Linked DNA regions of Homo sapiens: region 2 is linked to region 1. The links are chromatin loops, found by intact Hi-C in ENCODE. Cell type or tissue: PC-3. All regions are shown on one strand. Links, peaks and the distances in the headings refer to the core of each region. The heading gives the core; the rest is flanking DNA.

Region 1 (3,302 bases), core at 201-2,700:
TCCAATTGTGTGACTTGAGTGAGTCTCTTAGCCTCTCTAAACATGGGGACAGCAATAGCACCTCCCTCATAAAGTTATTGCAAAATTATAAGAAACAATCCATAAAAAATGCTTGGCATGATTCCTGATATACAGAAAGAACTCAATAACTGGTGTCTGCTATGGTTATGAATATGTGATCCTGGCTCACATCAGGTCCAGCTGATAACTGAAGGCAGGCCCCTGCTCTCTACCACCTCCTAATCATTGCAGACACAACCCACCCCCACGATAAGGCTGAAACAGGGAAACCAGCACAAATGAACTGACTACAGAAACCCAAATTAGTAAGAAAACATGATGTAAAAGAACAATCTAATGAGTAGGTAATTAAACAGGACAACTCTCTGCAGAAGGAGAGTTTTGAGTTCATATTTTAAGGGAAAAGTGATGTACAGAATCCCTGACAGGAAGGACTTATGGAAACTAAATGTATGTTCTTGTCTTTCTTTTGCAGGATGTCAGAGTCAACCAGAGCAGGTAGGGCCCACTCCCCGGTCCTGCCTCCTTTTACTCAACATCAAGACTGAATGGGAAGGGGCAGGGGCACTTACTGCCACCCACTTTGCCAGGAAAGCAAAGGCACTCTGGCAGACACACTGTCTCATTCAACTGTGCACAAACAGTCCAAACTCACTAAAGATTTGCGTTCTAAAGGTTCATTTTTAAATTGATTGGTTGGTATTGGGGACACATTTTTTCCCCTAGAAGTGAAGTTATAAATAATAATCATGTTTTTAGGTTGATCCAGGAACATTTATTTAATCTATGAAATTATTAGTACTTGAGTCAGTATCTAACACCATTTAAAATGTAATTTAAAGGGGGAATACTTTCTGTAGACTATGATAAGCATGGAAACCAGGAATACCAGCCTGTTCTTTCATTCATTCATTTTTTACACACATCTCTGGTTTCCTTCAGAATTTTCTAATGCTACTGTAAAAGGACAGCCACCAGGAGCCAGTGGCATTGTAAATGCATGGCCCTTTCCTTCCCTGTCTGCTATAAGCATTAGCAGTCTGCACTGAGATGAAGAGAGGTGTAGTGACTAGGGAACAATTGTCACGTGCTTTGTGCCTATTCCCGTGCAGGGAGGATAAACCCAGGGTCCATGAATCAGGAAGTGTCTCCAAACATGCTTTTCAAAGAGCATTAGAGGTTTAGATCTAGAAGGGCTTGGAGGTCTTCCAGTCTGAGGAAGAAACTGAGACCCAGGGGGTGAAGAGTCTTCAAGGTAATGCAGCAAGTGTCTAATGAGGACTGAGCTGGGACCAGAATCAGGAGTTTTTTTCATTGCAATATATATTTTCGTTGATCCTTTTTTTTTCTTCCCTTCTAGCCTCTTTTCCTTTACAAATAGCAGCATACACAAGGGTAGTTTAAGGCTGTTTTCAAATGGTACCCTGTTGCCCTCTAGAGACCAAAAGGGGTAATGATCTCTGTCCCTCAGCCCCTACAGAACCAAACATTCTCCTAAAGGGGCTTACCTCCAATTCTTGAGAAGTGATTATCCTTAGTTCCTCTTAGGTTTAACTGAAATGCCTACTATTTTAGTAACTACACATTTCCAGCAAAAGTAAAGAAATGATACTCAATTTCATTATTCACCACAGACGCCAAGATCATTCTTTAGTCTGATTTTAGCCTCACGTGGTCTCACCCGAACATTTGTTTTTGGAATTTGGACCTAACTGGTTACCAAACCTGTCTGCAGGTGTGAGATGAAGACTTTTGTGAGTCCTGAGGCCATTTCTCCTGACCTTGTCAAGAAGATCCGTGATTTCCACAGGAAAATACTCACCCTCCCAGAGATGATGAGGATGTTCTCAGGTAAAGGGGAAGGCGCCACAGTTTTCCCCAGTCCCATTAGCTGCCCTCCTGTCTTCCACCCATCTCCATCCTTCTCTGCCCTTGAAACCTGGCTCGAGACATCTTCCCTCCCCAGAGCCTTCCCTTAGTGATCTCAATTTATTCAGGGGCACTATTCCCAGAGCATCTCCTCCACTCCCTAAGGACAGGTGCAGGACTGAGAGTCCAGGAGGGTGAGGACCCTTCTCCTCCACTAGACCACAGCAGAAGCCGAGTCTTCTGTCCTCATCTTCACATTGTACTCAAGTCACCTTGCCCCTGGGGGTGCCTATAAGAAGTAATAAGTCACAGATCTCTCTTTCTATTTCTGCTTCCCTCAGAAAACTTGGCGCATCATCTGGAAATAGATTCAGGTAAACAGCTTGGGATTTGGGGAGTCATTCTTCCATTCATCCATTCAATCCATGGCAGCAAACAGAGCAATAAAATGCATGAATTCTGGAGCTTGATTGCTTGAGTTCTCGATTCCAGTTCTTGCTAGCTCTGAGACACTGGGCAAGTTATTAAGCCTCTGTCCCACAATATTTTCTTCATCAGTAAAATGAAAATAAAAGTACTGTACCTGTCCCATAAGTAGCTGTGAGGACAAAATAAATTAATACATGCAAAGAGCTTAGTATATTACCTGACTCATAGTAAGTGCTCAATTAATGTCATCTACTTGTGTAGATATTACTCGTTGAAAAATACTTATCAAGCCCTAGTTTTTTGAGAGCATTGTGCTGGGCTCTCTACTGATTTGAACAAAAAATGTGCAATTTTTTAAAAATCACATTTATTTTTAAATTGGTGCTTAATTTAGAAGTTGTTTCCATAAGCATCACCTCACTCACTCTGGTATAGGTAAGTGCTTTTCAAACTTAATATGCAGAAACGTCTCCTAGGGATCCTGTTAAAATGCAGATTCTGATTTAGTAGGGTGGGATGGGGCCCAATATTCTGCATTTCTAACAAACACCCAGGTGGTGGGGATGCTGCTGGTCCCTCCCGCTGCACTTTGAGAAGCAAATCCTTAACAGCACCACTTGCTGATTAGGTAGAAGGGCGGTTCAGAGAAGTGGCCCAATGGCAGGCTGCCCAAGTCCAGTACTCCTTCTGCCTCCCACGTGCGTTGCCTGCTCTAGGAACATCTGTGGTTGCCGCCCGCTGTTGATGTCTGCGCGCTCCTCCCTCTAGGGGTCATCACTCTGGACCCTCAGACCGCCAGCCGGAGCCTGGTTCTCTCGGAAGACAGGAAGTCAGTGAGGTACACCCGGCAGAAGAAGAGCCTGCCAGACAGCCCCCTGCGCTTCGACGGCCTCCCGGCGGTTCTGGGCTTCCCGGGCTTCTCCTCCGGGCGCCACCGCTGGCAGGTTGACCTGCAGCTGGGCGACGGCGGCGGCTGCACGGTG
Region 2 (3,302 bases), core at 171-2,670, 320 kb before region 1:
CAGCCCATAGGGGATCTTCTTCTCCCTGTGGAGTAGAAAGTTTCTTGAGACCCCTCAGCCTGAGGCTGCCTCTGCCCACCCTTTGCACTTGGGGATTGCCACTGCCACAGCCACTGTCTCCCACATGGACCGTCCTGGAGAGGGAGCTCCACATTTGAGTTCCTGTTTCATTTGATATGGGTTACAACATTAGTATTGGTGGAAATCCTTTTAAGACCCAGCTGAAACTACGAACATCTTTATTGGACATCAGCATTTAAAGCAGGAATTTTGAGAAATTAGCACATAACTTTCACACCCCTTTCCTGGCCAGTGCCCCAGTAACCTACAAGGCAACCGTTCCCGCCCACGGGGAACCAGAACTGACAATCCCTCTTCAGGAGACACCACAGGTGAGAGCAGGAGCGACCACAGACCTGCACTGCCCCTGCTGTGGGTGCCTCCTGGACAGGGCCCTCTTGCTGCAGGGCAGGGGATGAACCATCCCATCTGCCCAGGCCTGAGGGGCCAACTGACAGTGCAATTAGGTTCAAGGATGAGAAATCACCACCCCCTGCCAGATACACAGAAGTGGGGAAATGGCAGAAAGACTCGGGTTTCCCGGACACTCCAGGCTCTCAGTGTCTCCTGCACTGTCTCTGTCTTTGCAGAAACACAAAACTTGCTGCTTGCTCTTTTCCCCTCCCTTCAAACAACCTGACTGTGCGGGAAATCATCCTGACCATCTCTCACTCCAAACTCATCAGGCAGTGCTTATTCTTTCAAAGGTATTTTGTGACTGTGCAAGCAAATATAAATGTATATGTGTATGTTCTTTCTCCCTTTGCACACAAATTTTAGCAAACTACATATGCTTTTCTGTACCTTGCTGTTTTCCCTTACCATTGTATCACGGAGACCATCCCATGAAGAAATATCAAGAACTACACTATGTCTTTCTTTTTTTTGTTCAAAAATTTCTTGGCAATCCACTGTATAGGCATGCATTTTTTAAAATAGAGATTACCCTTTTTGAATGCAATGCTTTTTAACCAGCTCCCTACTGATAGGCATTTGGATTATTTCTTTCAGAGAACAATTTGACATCATGTAGCATCATATGGGAAGGGTGCAGTGACCCCACTCTTACATGCATATCCTAGGGGAGCTCACATATTCTTGGAACCAGAAAGCAATGTCCCAGCATGTTCATTGCAGCAGTGTCTTTAATAAAGACTATGTAGAGGTCAATGAAGTGGGGAAGAGATAAATTGTAGCATATTCCTCCCATGGAATACTATCTAGCAATGAAAACAAATGAACTATTTGTGTGAACATTGATCCATCTCATAGACCATGTTAACGGAAAAAGCAAGCAAATGCATAACAAAATCAGCAAGAAACAATTTATAAAAAGTCTAAAAGTAAAGCCAGGCAAGGGGGCCTATACCCATAATCCTAGCATCTTGGGAGGCCAAGGTGGGCAGATTGCTTGACCCCAGGCGTTCCAGACAAGTCTGGGAAACATGATAAATCCCTTTCTCTACAAAAAATACAGAAATTAGCCAGGCATGGTGGCGCAAACCTCTAGTCCCAGCTACTCAAGAGGCCTAGAAGGGAGGAATTGCTTAAGCCTGGCAGGTAGAGGCTGAAGTGAGTTGTGTTTGTGCCACTGCATTTCAGTCCAGGTGACAAAGTGAAACCATGTTAAAAACAAACAAACAAACAAACAAACAAAAACAAGAGACTTTTTAAAACTTAGTAAGAATATAGGGGCATACAGCAAATTCAAGACACACATTCACCAACAGTTCTTGCTTTGCTCAGTACAGTATTGACTGAAACACATGCATAACAGAACTGTGGAAAATCAGGGCTATCTACACGTGTTTCTGTTATTTTCTATGTATACTACATACAGCCAATAATATTAAAATGTCACAAATTGACAAACCTGGGTGGCAGCTTCACAAAGATTTCTTATAATTCTCTATTTTTTCTTCTAGCTAGAACTACCTTATAATAAAATTTGTGAAGTGAATCCACAGAAATTGAGCAAAATAAAAAGGAGTCGTTGAGTGTGAGGAAAGCTACAGAGAAGTAAAGACAGGTGGAGACATGACAATACTGAGCATGTTAGTGACCTTCACAGTAACTGACTTCCTGGAGGAGTGTGAGCTTAAGCCAGAATGAAGTGATAGACCGTGAAAGACGGATGAAGGAGTAGGAGCTTCTGGAGGCAAACATGGTATGTGGTTGGCTGGATTGGGATATGTGGAGGGACTCTGAACATTCTGCTTTAGGTCCAGCACTAGAGAAAGAGGACTCATCTTTATTTAGCACCTTCCACAATCTGTAGAGAAATCTGAAACATTGCAAAAGAAGATATATGAATGGCCAGTTCAGGGAAAAATGCAAAGTAAAACCACAGTGAGAAACCACTAAGCAACCATTAGAATGGCTAAAATTAAAATGATTAATAACTATAAATGCTAGCAAGGAAGTGGAACAATCTGTACTCTCCTCCATTGCCTATAAGAATATAAAACATCCATTTTGAAAATCAATTTCATATCATCTAATAAAGTTAAACAAGCTAGTCCTCTACAGCTACCATTTCCACTCCTAGGTATATACTCAAGAGAAATGAAGATTTTGTCGATAATCCCTGCATAAAAATGTTCATAGTTTCTTTATTTATAATAGTAAAAAACAAGAAATAACTGCCAATGTACAAAAATCATGATTCAGTCATACAATGGAATATTATCAGCAATGAAAATGAAAGAACTACTGATACGTGCACCAACATGGATTGATCACATAGGTATTACAACAAGCGCAAAAAGCCAGATACAAGGGAGGCCATATGGGATGAGTAGATTTGTATGAAGTTTTAAAACAGGAAGAACTGTGCTATCCTGACAGCCGTCAGATCAATGGCTGCTGGAGGCATGGAAGCTGAGTTGAAGGGAGAAAAAGGGATCTTTATGTACATTGATAGTGGCAAGAGTAATATGCTGTATTGGTCAAAATTCATTGATAAATTTGATGAAGATCTGATTATTTTGGTATATGTACATTTTATAAGCTTAAAAAGCTTATAATAAAAATTATAAAGTTGCTGATAAAAATAATAATTAAAAATATTAGCAACAAAATCCAACAGTATACCAAAAGAATAATACACCATGATATATCCATATATGGCAAACACACAGCTAACATTATACTGAATAGGGACAAGCTTATAGCCTCTCCTCCAAGATCTGGAAGAAGGCTAAGACTCCCACTTTCATCACTTTTATTCTACACAGCACTAG

What was found. Peaks named below come from ENCODE experiments on the same cell type or tissue, not always from the same donor. Only the 100,000 strongest peaks of a DNase experiment are listed, where the experiment ranks them.
Region 2: it touches region 1 in a loop (5-fold over the local background); 21 of 110 quality-filtered maps call a loop at or near these places.

The regions. Positions count from the first base shown.
Region 1 is chr6:30,168,745-30,172,046 of GRCh38, forward strand. TRIM15 (tripartite motif containing 15) reads left to right here. Exons shown (of 7, transcript NM_033229.3): 4 at 497-519; 5 at 1,757-1,872; 6 at 2,232-2,264; 7 at 3,088-3,302. Among named protein-coding and RNA genes, the nearest start is that of TRIM15, 6.8 kb to the left of the region's middle. RefSeq lists an enhancer at 3,002-3,302. In PC-3, for the core only: CTCF peaks have their summits at 1,453 (motif pointing left) and 1,659; a DNase peak (open chromatin) is centred at 1,457; H3K27me3 peaks cover 484 bases.
Region 2 is chr6:29,853,313-29,856,614 of GRCh38, forward strand. All of the region lies in intron 1 of LOC105375010 (a long non-coding RNA gene), which reads right to left. It also overlaps the pseudogene MICF. Among named protein-coding and RNA genes, the nearest start is that of HCP5B, 19 kb to the right of the region's middle. In PC-3, for the core only: no CTCF peak of the experiment used is centred there; no DNase peak of the experiment used is centred there.